Regions from separate parts of the Mus musculus genome. Here region 2 is linked to region 1. Evidence: chromatin contacts called from ENCODE Hi-C or POLR2A ChIA-PET data. All regions are on one chromosome and are shown on one strand. The core of a region is the stretch at or near the end of the contact, and the rest is flanking DNA. Distances in the headings are between cores, read along the strand shown. Region 1 holds the start of Unc5a (unc-5 netrin receptor A). Region 2 holds the start of Tspan17 (tetraspanin 17).

Region 1 (6,971 bases), core at 3,404-5,903:
TGCCCTGTTGTACATGGTAGAAAGAGTCCAGAAGTCCCCTAAGAGAAGAGGACCCTCACGGGCAGCAAGTAAGAGAAAGGACACTGGTAGGAATGATTATAGAAAGCTGAGCTCCCTCCTGAGTGGCAAGGGACACTGAGGCTCAGCCACCCAGTCTTGGGGTCAGAAACCACACTGGTGACATACATAGAAACCCAAATCTTGGCATCAACTCGATTTGCACAAGAAAATACTACTCTAAGGAAATCAATGTCAGGACAGAGATAGTACCCACTGGAAAATACCTGCAACAGACACGGGCACACTTTTATGGGTAGTTCCCTAACATGTACTTGCATCTACATATATGTGTGTCCTGGACATGGTGCCTGCCCCCATGGGAGGCCTGGCCTTACCAGCCCTGACTCTGACAGGGTGGGGAAGTTCACAGTCAGGAATAAGGATGGGCCACTGCTGAAGTGGATTAAATTCCTCTCTGCCTCCCTGCCTGATCTGCAAGCCCAAACTCCAACCAAGAACAGGAAGAAAAACATTAAACATTTGGCTGGCAGTGATTCAGAGCATTTCAGGGGCAGAGAGCATGGTATACAATGTTGCAGGCAATGGCTATATTGGGGAAACACTGGAGAAGGAACCTTCAGGACCAGAGGCTTCTGGCTTCCTTTAGCTTACCCAGAGCAAATCACTGAGCCCCGTGGAGGAGGAACTGGGGGTGCTTTGGGGGAGACCTCCAGCTCAAGGCTGGATAGATTGAAAGACTAGTAGCAATAAAGTGGCCCAGCCAGGATCAGAACAAAGCCAAGGAGCTAGGATGCCAAGCAGGGAGCCTACTATCAAGGCCAGGTGGCACCACATCCTGCAAAGCTGGAAACAGCTAGTCTGCTAGAGCTAAGCCCAGCAGCAGGCAAAGCCCAGCGATGCAGCCGACCTCTGGGTGCATCGATCAGGTGTTTCCTTCATTCCCCCATGCCCATCCCAGTCCAGAGCTAAGGCTCTACCTGTGGGCCCTGGAGAGCCTCACATTACGCTTCCAGAGACCTTCGGCTGAGGAGGGGATGAGTGCGGGGGGGGGGCACCATGGTGAGCCAGGTGGGAGACGGGAATGGGAGGAAGCTGAGAAGGCTAGGGACACAGCAATGTCACAAGTAACACTGAGCTTGATGACTTGGTGACAGATTAGATGTGAAGCGTGAAGGAGAGGGGAGAGCCAAGGGAGAGAGTAAAGTTCCCACCCCCTCTAGGCTGGGGTGAGGGAAGGCAGCAATGACAGGGTTCCTGGGAAGAGGGGACAATGGGAGCCTGGTGGCTTGGCATGAGAGGGCCTGGCGTTTGTGTGCACAGAACAGGTTCCTAGGTGGCAGCATTGGGGCCTTCACCTAAAAGGGCTGTGCACCCCAAGCTATAGCTTAATCCTGCAAGCCTGAGACTCGTGGCAGCACCAAGCAGGAAAAAGGATGTGACATGGGTCAAAAGTAGCTGCTCCCAGTCCCCAGACCTCTGGGTTGGAGCTTTTGCACCCAGGTCAATACTTATCCTGGCGTCCTGGAAGAAAGCCTTTTGCAACATGGGCAGAAGGGGGGGGGGGTAAGAGAGACAAATGGGCCAGGGAAAGGATCAGCTCTATCCCGAAGCATCTACAGCAGCCTACCCCACGTGCAAGAAGCAAGAACACGGTGCTCTCTGCCCCAGAGTGATGGCCTCCTCCACAGTCCTGTCAGCCCAGAGTGGAGGTGGGCAGAAAGTCCAGCAGCCCCAATGACGGGAACAGGGGTGGGCGGGAGAGGGACAAGGGCAATGTTCGAGCCTGGTGACCCTCAGCTCATACGTTCCAGGAGAGCCTGCCCCACCCCCCATTGCCTCTCCTCCCTAGCCATGGTACTGTCTAGGGGGCACCCAAGACAAGAAGACATGAAGGGTAAGGAGTTGCATGTGCCGGCCGGCTGTGTAACTGGCAGAGCATAAAAGGGACAATCTGTCACGGCAGGTGGGTGTCTGTGTGTGCAGGCGCAGACGGGGTATGCCCAGGTGCATTTGTGCTGAGGGATGGCTTTTGTGAGTGGTAGTGTGTAACGTTGGGTGACAAAGGATAGATAGGTGCTTGGCCTGGGGGGTGGGCAGAGTCTGCACTGGCTCAGCAGTCCTAAGCCACCCCCACCTTGCACGTGTGAGCGCACACACATACACACATCCAGCCATACCCCTCAAGACTGCCTGGTTGACCACTCTCCCCCCCCCCCCCAGCCACTCACAGACACATTTTTCACCAGCTGCTGTTGCCAAGGAACTGATAAGCAGATGCAGGGATGTAGTAGGGTCATGGCAGGGGCAGCCCTACCTAGGTATCTGTCCACACATGCCCAGAGCCTGTGTGGGGAGGGTGAGATGTGTTCTCTTTGAGAAGTAGGGCCACTCCTACCTCCATACCTTTCAGCAGCTCCTCTCACGGCTAGAGAGTTAATGCCCGAGACAGGCTCTAATCCCAGGTAGCTCTGAAGCACTCATGCCCACCTGTCTGTCAGCCCTGGGAAACCTCAGGCCAGCCCCCAACAGGTGTCCTGCCAATGGGCAATGCAGTTCTTCTTGAAGTGCAATCCTTCATTCCTGGTTTTAGTGCCCTCACCTACAAGTGTCTGTCGCCCCTGTCTGTAACGCTCACTGGTGCAGTACCATGCAACTACCACACGCATACAGCATGTTAGTACTCATCTGACCGTACACATGACAGCACTACCCATGCCACATCAGTGGTGCCCCCTGCCCCCATTACCCAGGACACATGTCAGTCCACACCATTCCCACCCAGGTGCTCACGTGGCAAAATGCAGCTCTGACCACACAGCCCCTCTCACACACATGCAACTCAGTAAACATTTCCTGGGGACCCATTCAGTGTCTGGCAGCACCTCCTCTGACACCCCCAGCTCATGACTATGGCCAGTCCTGCAACTCACACCCCTAAAGCTAACATATACAACATGAATACACAGCCAACAGCAGGCAGCCCAATCTGAGGGTTCGTCAGGATTAAAAGGGGAGGCCATTAGGAAGAAGGGCTGGTTAAAGTGAGGATTTAGGGTGCATTGACAGGGGAAGGAGGCAGAGCAGGGGGGACGAGGTAGAGGACTTAAGGGGCAGGATGGGGAGGGCAGTCGAGGCAGTGGTGGGTGAAGGATGCAGTACGCAGAGACTCTTCAAGGAACCAGCCATCGACCTTAATCATCTGGTCCTTGACGGAGCTCTCGTCTTTCTAGATTGGCAGTTCAGAAATCCACACCCTTAGGAGAAACTGGCCTTGCCAGCCTAGGGATCACCTCCCGGGAAGCAGGCTCTGGGGGCATCAAGCACCAAGAATTGCTCAGGCACCCTTCCCAATACCCAGAAGCTCAGCACTGCCAAATCCTTAGGGGCCAGGAGATTAGGGACCCCCACAGCTCGGTCTAGGTGCGGGCTTTGGGAGATTAGACAAAACCTCCCCCCCCCCCCAGGCCTCTCACGCAAGGAGGTGGGCTAAAAGGCTAGGTTATGAAGGGGCTGGTTAGGGTGGCCAACAAGACACGCGGGGAGACTGCAGGGCTGTGGAGTTTCTGAGAGGTTCTCAGAGCCCGCCAACCAACAGCCAACAGCAAACAACTCCCCTTCGCCCTCCTCTTCCCCCCTCCCACCTCCAGCAGCGAGGCCAGGAACCACAGGCCACCACAGGGGCCCCAGTGCTTTGACTACCGGCTGCAAGAGCTGAGGGCTGTTGGATGCCTCCACGCCTGAGTGTGTGCGTGTGCAAGCCTGTGTGTGGTGGGGACAGAGGAGGACACTATGTTCTAGACGTGGGCACAGGCCAGGTGCCAAGCTAGAAATTGTGAGTGGCTGTTTGGGGCAGTCCTACCTGGAAGAGCTGTCTTACCCCCCCCCCCCCCCACACACACACCCCATTTTCTGAGCACTAGCATATGGCCTTGAGTCCTTCAAGTCTTGTCTTTTTGTCTTTCCTGGATTATTTCAAACTGCCGTCGCGCTCCCCCCCCCCCCCCATCATTCTCCCGGGCCCGTGAAACCAGCAAAAACTTCCCCCACCCGGAGGCGTGGGGCGTCTACACTCGCCAGCCCCGTGCGCTGACAGCTGTTCTGGACTTGGCAGAAGCAAGGCTTCCGGGAGAGCGCACCAGGAAGCTGCGCAGCAGCGAGTGGCGGCCCCCGCGTCCTGCCCAGCAAAGTTTGGCCTCCGGGGGCTCCCAGACGGGTCGGCCGCGCAGGTCACGGCCACCTCCTCCCCAGAGCTAAGCGTTCGCGCGCACGGTCCCCCGCAAGCCTCCCCAGAGCGCGCGCGGCGTGACTCACCCGAACCACGAAGCCAGGCAGTGAGGACTATGCCCAGGAGCGCTGGCCACAGGCCGGGCCGGACGGCCATGGCCGCGGGCGGACGAGCGGGCTGGACTAGGGGCCCCGCGGGCGGGAGAGAGGCTGTCAGCGCCTCAGCCGAGAGCCCCACCTCGGGGCGCCCCCGGGGCCCATGCCAGAGGACAGCGCTGCCTCCGGGCGGCCGGCTGCGGGGCGCACGCGGCGCGTGGCTCCCCTGGGCACCCGGAGCGCAGCAATGCAGCCGGGGCGGAGCGCAGCGCCAGCCGCGCCGCGCACCGAGCCAGCCGCCGCGCGGAGCCCGCAGCCGGGGAGCGGGCCGGCGGGCGCCGCAAAATCCGGACTGGAGCGGCGGAGCGGGGCGGAGGCGGGGCGGGGCGGGGGAGGAGGGGCCGGGCGGCGCTGCGAGCGCGGGCCACCCCCTGCACCGGGGATCCCTTCGGGCAACGCCTGAGGCTCCCCCAGGGAGGAGCTGGGGTAGTGGGCGGGGAGGCCTCCCACCACCCCTCTCAGTCTCCAGGGACAGAGACAGGACTCTGGATCCCGGAGTGGATTGCTTTTCCGGATCTGGCATCACCCTGGTCCGCCAGTCGGCGCACAGGTGGCCCGGGAGGGGCCCCGGGCTGCGGCGACCCCGGCGCAGCGCCAGCCTGCGGAGAGCAGCTCGACTCTGGAGTGCCCCAGGCAGGTTCCGCTGCAGTCCCTGCTTGCACCCCTGCCTCCGGGCTGCGCTCCGAGATCGTCAGCGCGCCGTGGTAGGCAGCTGGCGGGCGGCTTGGATGGGGGACTGCAGGAGAGGTCCCGGGGCCCAGCCGGCGCGCAGGAGCCGCCAGGCCCCCACCGTCTCACCATCCGCCTCCCCAAGACAGCCTGGTGGGCTTCAGGGGCAAGCGTAGCAGCGTGGCCCCAGGCTTTCTTAATCCCTCCACGCCGCTGGCCCAAAGGAAACAACCTTAGGGCGCAGCGCAGCCTGTAAGGAGCGTCGTGTTGTTTGCGCCCCGAGCGCGCGCGGCGCTGGAGACGTGGGCGTGATGCAGGAACCAGAAGGGTTTTGGGAGCTACAAACTCCTGGGGTAGAATAGAAGTGTCACATTCTTCTGGCTCTGTGACCTTGGGCAAGTCACGGGGCGTCTCTGGATCCCAGCAGAATGACCGCTGGAGGATCTCCTATTCCCCACCCCCATTCCCTAAGCTGGTTAAAATAAACAGAAGGCTGCCCTAGAGAAGGAAAATAAACGCTCTCGGTGTGCACAGGGCGAGGGATCTGAAAGAGAGGGTCCCACTTCTGGCCAGGAGGAGAATGAGAAGGGTGAAGACGGTCACACACTCAAACGCCTCCAGCGCCGATCGATAATATAAATTGGTGCTGCAGGCCAGATGATATAAGAATGGTCTTGGCTTCCACAAAGAGATATGAGCTCTCCTATATTTCTTGAGACACGAGGCCCTCTCTCGGTCTGTCTTTTGTTTCCCACTTTTTATAGAGAAGGTTATGAAAAATGTTTTGCTTTATTCTGCTCTCTTGTATATGTGTATATCTGCATATGTATATGTGTGTGTGTGTGTGTGTGTGTTTCTATTCACAACCAAAGCTCCAGATGTGAATGTACAGATTTTGGGCCTCAGGGCCAGACAGGCAGGGAGACAGGGCACAGGGTCATATCGAAATGGCTCTCTTGTTCTAGGTGCCTGTTGGGAGGGGAGGAGCCAATTGGTTTTGTTTACCAATTTTCAATAGAAGCTGTTGTCTGGGAAAATAATTTTTTTAAAGATGTGTGTGTGTGTGCACGTGTGTGTGCGTGTGCATGTGAGTGCGTTGCATAGTGCCTGTGTGGAAGTCAGAAAACAGCTTGTCATTTCTCTCCTTATGTGAGATTCGGGGATGAAAGCCAGGTTGTAAGGCTTGATAGCAAACCCCATTATTCACTGAGGCATCTTGGTGGCCCTAAAATTGATTTTTAATACATGTGTGTATTTATAACCTCTTTTACCCAGATGATCATACTCCCCAACTTCAGCTTTTTAGACAAACACATTAGAGAGTAGAGCTGATCTACAGGCTGCTCCAGTGTGTGTGTGTGTGTGTGTATGTGTATGTTTTGTATGTGGTGTGAGTGTGTGTGGTGTGTGTGTGAGAGCAGTTGTTGTATGCCCAGGCTATTCTCCTGTATTCTATTAATACCCCTACAGTGCTCTCCTGGATCTGAATTTGGGTTCACAGTGTGGAAGAAATGTTGAAGGCTTGGGGTTTGGACACTGAAGGGAGGCCGTTGTCGATTAGGGCATGGTGTACATGAGGAAGTAACAATGTGTTTATTGGATAGTACTATGCCCTTGCCTACATCTGTAGTTTGCTCTAAGCAGTACATGAAACCCCGTTAAGTCAACATTTCCACTTTACACAGATGAGGCAGCTGAGAGTTAGGCAAGGACCAGCCTTATCCCAGAACTGCGAAGCTGGCTGAGAGGGGCCCCAGGAGGTTTGATTTCTGGGCCCGTGATCCATACATTTCTTCCTCCTAAAGCTTCTTTGGGGTTAGAATTGGGGAATCTCTTCTCTTCTCAGTTCTTAGCCCCTCTCTTTCCATCTAGACTAGAGAGGCCCGTGTAGCAGTCAGAAT
Region 2 (7,106 bases), core at 3,142-5,641, 160 kb after region 1:
ACAAACACAGCAGCTCACAACTGTCTGTAACTCCAATTCCAGGGATCCAGTGCCCTCTTCTGGCTTCTTTGAGCACTAGGTACACACACACACACACACACACACACACACACACACACAGTCAAGGGGCATCAGCAACATAGCCCTGGCAGATACTCTGGGCGCAGACTGAATAGAAAGAGAGACCTGCACTGTATACTCCATTTCCTCCTCTGGCCACAGTTTCACAAGCCTGTGTCTCTCTAGGACTAGGCACAAGGAAGCCTGCGGAATAAGCAGCAGCTGGCTTCTCCTGGGTCAGGGTCTCTCAAAGGTTCCTTCCCTGGCATCCGCTGGCCTGGGTGGGTTAGGAAACGGTCCGTGCACACACAGAACTTGCTCCCTCTCTCGTGTGTCCATCAGGGGTCACACGCATGAGGCCCACACTCACGTATTCCTGAGCAAAGTCGATAAGGTTCTGAAGGTCGAGATCATCCCGGTAGGCTTTGACATTGTTGTTGATGAAGAGATTAAGTTGGTCTCGGATCCAATCCTTGAAGACGAAGGCCAGGATCCCCGCGGCCAGCTCCAGGAAGAAGATGAGGCCGAGGAACACAGAGAACTGGGTTGGGGGCACACAGATGATGGGCATTGAAGAGGCGTGACTTCTGTGGACAGGGAAGCGCTCCCACTACCTCTGCCACAGGCTTCAGGCTCCACCCTCTATTACTCAAGTGCTGCCCCCTACCGGCCCTGCTAGGCTACCACTGAGCTTGCTCCCTGCCCCTTAGCACCTTGTTCTGTTGCTAAAAGACAGCGCGGTTTTACCTGTTCCTTGTCTGGTCACCCTGACTAGGCAAAAACTGAACGGAAAGAGGTTAGGAGTCTCTGGTGGATCTGGGGTAGAGAGAGACTTAGAGAAAGACTCACGAACTTGAGCAGGAAGGTGTTTTCCCGGAGGGCCCCAATGCAGCCGGCGAAGCCCAACACTGACATGACTCCCCCCACCACCACAAACAGCCACACGGGGTCAAGACCGCCCAGATCTGTCAGCGCCGAGATGTTGGAGAGAACGCCCTGCACCGGGGAGCAGACAAGTGTGAGGGAGTGACACCCCTCCCCCTCCCCCTCCCCCCTGGGCAGCCCCTCCCTCTTACCTTCTCACCCCAGGCCCAGAGGCCAATGGCCAGGAACAGGGCTCCCAGCACCTACAACAGCAGGGAGAGTTCAGGGCTGGGACCCAGCACCAGGGCTCTTGACCACCCTTGATCCATCCTTGGCCATCAGAAAGCTGAGAGACATGCCCCACCCCCACCCCATCCCCAAAGCTGTGAATGGGACTTAGCCCCGCCCCCACTCCCAAAGCTGTGCATGGGACTTGGTAGTGCATCAAGCAAGGACACTGTTCAGGGCGTCTTTCCCGCAGGAACAGAAGCTACCTCAAGCCTCAGGCTGGACAGCAGACTCTTCCTGGAGTCTCTGAGGACTCTCTCAACACGGAGGAAAATTCAGAGAGGCCCCAGTCTGGCTCAGAAAACATCTGGCCTCAAGCATGCTTGTACCTTTGTTTTGGCTTTTTTTTTTTTTTTAAAGATTTATTTAATGTATATGAGTACCCTGTGACTGTCTTCAGACACACCAGAAGAGGGCATTGGATCCCATTCCAGATGGTTGTGAGCCACCATGTGGATGCTGGGAATTGAACTCAGGACCTCTGGAAGAACAGTTAGTGCTCTTAACCCGCCCCCAGCCATCTCTCTAGCCCTTATTTTGGCTTCTTGAGATAGGGTCTCATCGCAGTAGTCAAGGTTGACCTCACTAGGTAGCAAGTGATGGCCATGGGATCTTTGCCTTTTCTGGATGCTCTGTCTGGAACTCTTCACCCTCTTGGTTCTCCTTGCCACTCAAACCCCAGCTGCCCACCGCCCTCTCCAGACACTTAGGCATCTGTTTATTTGCTCGGTATTTCCTCTATGCAGGGGCAGAGAGGGCAGAGAGCAGGGCTAGCCTGTCCTCTAGTGTGCTCACAGGGCTAACAGTGCTAGGGCACTGAGGTGTCTGAAACAGGTGAGGGTGGGGTGTAGACGTGCGTGTCTGGAGCCAGGGAGATGTCAGGGTCCCGGAAAGCTGAAATAACTGTGGAGAGGAACTAGGTAAGAGGCTAAACCCGGGGTGAAGAGCACAGAAGAGGCAGAGAGAGGCTGATCAGGAGGCTGGGACATTTGTCAAAGCAGCAGGAGGAGGAATGAGGCTAGGTTGAACAAGGAGGGGTTTGGGGAAAACAAAACATTAGCTGGTCTCTTGTCCAAAGATGAGATGAATCAGACGGGATGAGACAGGCGACATGATGCTTGGGGTAAGCCCCCAGAGCCAGCACAGAGAAGCCATTTTCAGGGAGGATACAGTAGGGGACAGAACCCAGCACCAGGGAAGGAAAGGGTGGGTGGGGGTGGGGTACTAGTAGTCTCTCTCTCTACTCTCTACTCTCTCTGATGGTGTGCCTTCCTCAAATGAGCTGCTAGGGGTCAGAGATAAGAGGGTGGCTTGCCTTGACCATCAGGGCTCTCCAAGCAAGGAACTGAGGCTAGACAATGAGAAAGATTAAGGTGCCATCGGGAGAACAGGCTGCCCAGACGACACCTAGGTGGTGTCCAGATGGCATACGTAGAGCTGGACAGAGAGGCACAGACCTATAATCCCACATTTGGGAGATGGGACATCAGGAACCCAAGGTCCCAGATTCCTTCCCATCTCCAGATGCTCTGTCACCTTTTCATACACCTACAGCCAACGAGAACTGATCCAACTCTGCTTTAAAACCCTGCCTGCCCCCATGCCACCCAAGCATAGGACCTTAATGTTCTGTCCATCTTTACTCCCCTGCCCAGGCGCCCCACCCTTGCCCAGGAACAAAGCTGGGACTTTCATCCCCCTACCCCCAGAGTTACTTAGCCTCTCTTCCTTCCCTCCACCCACTGATAATCATGTTTCTCGAGACAAATAATTTAAGCTCTTACCGTCTATTCATTCAGTCCCCTATCTGTAAACTACAGATAATAATAAGGCAGTCGGGAGAATGTGCCTCATCAGAATTCATGTGTTACTAAGCTGGGTGTGATGGCTCACACCTGTAATCCCAGCACCCAAGAAACTCAGACAGGAAAACTGCAGCAAATTGCAAGCCAGAATGGGCTAGAGTGAGACCCTGTCTCAACAACAAAAAACTCTCGTTTAATCTAACAACCCAGAAGGATAAACTCCAATACTGGCTCCTCCAAGGCTGGAAAGCTAAAGCCCAGAGAGCAAAGAGGCTCGCCCAAAAGCCTCTGGACAAGGCCTGCTACACTCAGGCCCTTTGACTTCCAGGCCAGCGCTCCCTGTAGCTGCCCACACCCTACAGAACAGAAGACTGCTGACATCCAAGGACACCCACCACAGGGCAAACCCGACGGCTCGTGGGTGGAGAACAGAGCCGCTGAATCCTGCTGAATGCAAGTGGGAAAGGCCTGGCATAAAGGACAGCAAGCACAGCCCGGCTTTGGCGATAGGATGGGGGAGGGAGAAGAGAAAGATGACTTGGCAGGACCAGGACACAGATGCCACACAGAAGGAAGCCTCTGTTTGTTTGGTCAGCTATGGAATGCTGAATTCTGTTCCCAAGGGACAGTTCCCTGTTCTCAACTGGAGCTCCTCTCCCTGCAGAGGCAGAGGCCTTGGCTTTCCTCTCTCCTAACCTCCTGGCTCACAAGCTTCTGAGCGTCTGTAGGGTAGACTCGGGGCTAGGACCCAGCCTCGCGAACCTCACCGCACCATGCTGGGAGCTGGAGTGGCCGGGAGGCGGGGCGGGGCTGGTCCGCAACTACCGCGCCCCTGCAGTCTTCCGGCAAACGCCGCCCCCTTTTTCGCCCAAACTTGGGGCTGCAAAGAGAGACTCCCAGCACCTCCTGCTGGGACTGGGTCCCGCCCCCCAGCTATCCCAGTAGCTCCCCAGAATAGTTGGGGACGGGGCATCGGGGTGGAGGGGGTGGGGGACAGTCCCTGGTCGCAAGCTCCTGAGACGGGATCTCCCTCACCAGCAACTGAGACTCCCTAACCCCTATCCTCAGCGCAGAGCGAGAAGCGGACTCGCGCTCACCCAGAAGACAATGTTGAAGCCAAACAGGAAGTATTTCCCGCAGCAGCCGACCTCAGGGTCCTGGAATTGCTGGTGCTTGCCGGGCATGGTGAGCGGCCACCTGCCGTCCCGGGAACCCGAGCCGGTGACCGGCCCAGCCCTCTGCGGGCCGCCCAGGCCTGGAGCAGCCCCGGGCCTAGCCCGGTGGCTGCGGCTTCATGGTCAAAGCCACACAGCTCACCGGCTGCCCCGCCCGCTGTGGCACCGCCCACGGCGCTCGGACAGCCACACCCGGAGTGCGGTGCCCTCATCCGACCCCGCCCTCCAACAGCGCTCCGGCCCCGCCCACAGTGTCAGTCCACACCCCGCCCCAGCAAGGCTCGGTCTTCTTGGAGCCCCGCCCACGACCCCGTCCCAGTCAAGTTCAGTCCTCACGGGCCCCGCCCATAACCACGACTCCGCCCCCAGCCGGGCTTAATCCTCTCAGGCTCCGCCCATGCCTAGCCGCTGTCCTCCCGCAGTCCCGCCTACGCCCCGCCCAAGGCTCTGCCCTAGCTAACTTCTGTTCTCGAGCTCCGCCTCTAAACCGGGTCCCGCCTCTGATGAGCCCCAAACCCCGCCTCCAACCGGCCTCAGTCCTCCTGGAGCTCCGCCCTACTCAGCCTCAGTTCTGAGCCACAGTCGGCCTTCTTGGAGCCACGCCCAAGACATCCGTCTTTTTTTTTTTTTTATGGTCCACAGGTCTCACTTCTCCCCAAGACCCTGCCTCTGGGCCAGGCTTTGGCTACACCCCAGTCACACTCAACCCCTTGCAACCCCCACCTCTGAAGAGTCCCCGTCTCCTCTCTAAGTCCGTCCTCCAGTTAGCTTCTCTCAAGTTCCCCAAGTCCTCCAGAGGCCCCAGATGAGCCAACTGGCAAAGCTGGTGAGCCAAGTGTGAATAATTACAGTGGATCTCCAGTCTAAGATTCAAGAACCAGAGGAGTCCACTCCCCAGGGATAAGTGGTTGGGAATAGTGGGACCAATGAACAGTGCCATGCATTCACACACAGTGTAGTTGAATACAAACAGGCTGGCGTGCCATGCCACGCCTGTTCTGTTTTGCCTATTCCTATGGTCGCCCTGTCCCATACCTACTTGACTGCCTTGATACCTGGGATTCACCAGAGTCCTTCTGATGCAAAACAGGACAGAGCAGATGCAGGTTTAGGTACGTCTGATCTTAAATATTTAGATTCCAAGTTTGTTCCAGAAGTGTTTATTTAGATACAGAAAGGGCCTTAAGCATCATCAGCATCAAGTGAATCCCTCCTAACAAGACCACGGTGAAGCCTAACTACCACTGTAATCTCTTCACTCATGAAGGTTTATCCATCCATCATTTCAGCAGGAGGAGACACACAGAATCCATAGGACTGTCTTCAGATGGGAAGGCTGTGCAGGGCATTCCCAGTTCCCAGTCCTACCTGTCTTTACACAAATTCCTCTCTAACCTAGTCCATACTTGAAGGGGGGGGGGAGGAGAGAGGGAGGGAGGGAGAGAGGGAGGGAGGGAGAGAGGGAGGGAGGGAGAGAGGGAGGGAGGGAGGGAGGGAGGCAGGGAGACAGGGAGGGAGGGAGGGAGAGAGGGAGGGAGAGAGGGAGGGAGAGAAGGAAGGAAAGAGGGAGGGAGGGAAAGAGGGAGGGAGGGAAAGAGGGAGGGAGGGAGAACCCAATCACAACTGGTCCAGGGAAGGAACAGGTGTTAGGATGGGTACCCAAGCTACAGATCTGATGAGGGTAACCCCATAATCAGCCTTTAAGCTCACAGAGAACTGAACTCCTAACCCTTAATATCAGTGGCCTGGAACCATCCTCCCAAGACAGAAGAGCCTGCCTCAGGAGTCTCCTGTCCTTGTTTGGCAGGGTTGTGCCAGGACTTTGCTTTACCCTGCCCTTGGCAAATGGCCACGTACAGGGCTAGCGATTGAGAGTAGTTTATAAGCATTGGCCAGCTGCCATGAGGCCTGAGCCCAAAACATGCTGAAGAAGTTATTATGGATGCAGGCACAGTGATGAGCTGTGGCAGTCCCAGGTCTGTAGGCTGAAGCAGGAGAGTGGCTTAAGCCCACAAATACGAGGCCAACCTGGGCAACAGGTAAAACCTTATCTAAGGAGTGGTGCTTATACATGTTCCAAGAGAGGTAAAGAACCAGGCTGTCTGCCTCCCCCAAGCCCTGCCCCAGAATCCACAGTGCAGTATAGTCTTCCTTGTCCATCAAGCAGCAAGATGAGGGTGCCCACTGAGTAGTGGCTGAAACCGGTCTCACACCACAAACTTGTTTGCTAAGTTGTTGCTCTTGGCAGCAGTGTCTGCATGGGCCTGGTACCCAATGATGGTCTTCGTAGAGATGCCCAGGCGCTCTTTGTATATTTGCCTAATGTTGGAGACAGGGTAAAATGGCAGACATAACCCAGGCCCAGTTCTTCTGTTCAGATATATCTCCCTGGTTCCAGCTCCAGCCTCACCCATTTTACATGTCTTACTCATAGACCAGTACCTGTCATAGAATCCCTCAGTGAAACTGACAACTTTAATTAAAAACAGTTTGGGTCTAAATTCCTACTTCTTTTATACAAGTGGGTGAGGAAGAAGGGAGAGCAGGTCTGAAGGGTGCCAGAGGTTTCCCTTGCAGCCCCCCAGTATCACCAGGGTCCGGGGGAGGATTCTCACCCGATCTGCATCACTCCGGCTTTGTCCTCTGCTTCACTCGTCCACAGGGCAATCTTGTCCCTCTTCGTGCGGATGTTCACGACAGCACCGCACACTTCCCTGCTGTATTCCTCAAAACAATTCCCAACCAGACACAGCAACTGAGCCCCGAGAGGAACAAACAGTAAGTGCCCCGGCTTGGATATAGGGTCCACCCCACCAGCTTTGAGACCTCCTGAGACCCATGCCTATATCTCTTCCCCTGCCCTCCACTCACCGTCTCCAGCCACAGACGGTCCAGTTCGAAGTGGCGCAGTTGT

The links. Hi-C counts contacts between places; a loop is a spot of excess contacts on that map. ChIA-PET counts read pairs that join two places held with the same protein, here RNA polymerase II (POLR2A).
Region 2: a map of mouse trophoblast stem cell shows a loop between it and region 1 (2.0-fold over the local background). The contact joins the promoter of Tspan17 here to the promoter of Unc5a in region 1. A Hi-C loop is called at or near these places in 14 of 37 maps with a recorded cell type or tissue (CH12.LX, CH12F3, adrenal gland and 5 more). POLR2A ChIA-PET finds 5 or more read pairs at or near these places in 2 of 5 experiments (both embryonic stem cell).

The regions. Positions count from the first base shown.
Region 1 is chr13:54,947,093-54,954,063 of GRCm38, reverse strand. Unc5a (unc-5 netrin receptor A) reads right to left here and starts at 4,653. Exons shown (of 16, transcript NM_153131.4): 1 at 4,333-4,653. The coding sequence starts at 4,402.
Region 2 is chr13:54,786,690-54,793,795 of GRCm38, reverse strand. It overlaps Tspan17 (tetraspanin 17), which reads right to left and starts at 4,391. Exons shown (of 8, transcript NM_028841.3): 1 at 4,115-4,391; 2 at 1,137-1,187; 3 at 910-1,056; 4 at 431-601. The coding sequence starts at 4,201. Eif4e1b (eukaryotic translation initiation factor 4E family member 1B) reads right to left here. Exons shown (of 7, transcript NM_001033269.3): 5 at 7,064-7,106; 6 at 6,808-6,947; 7 at 5,337-6,511. The coding sequence ends at 6,400.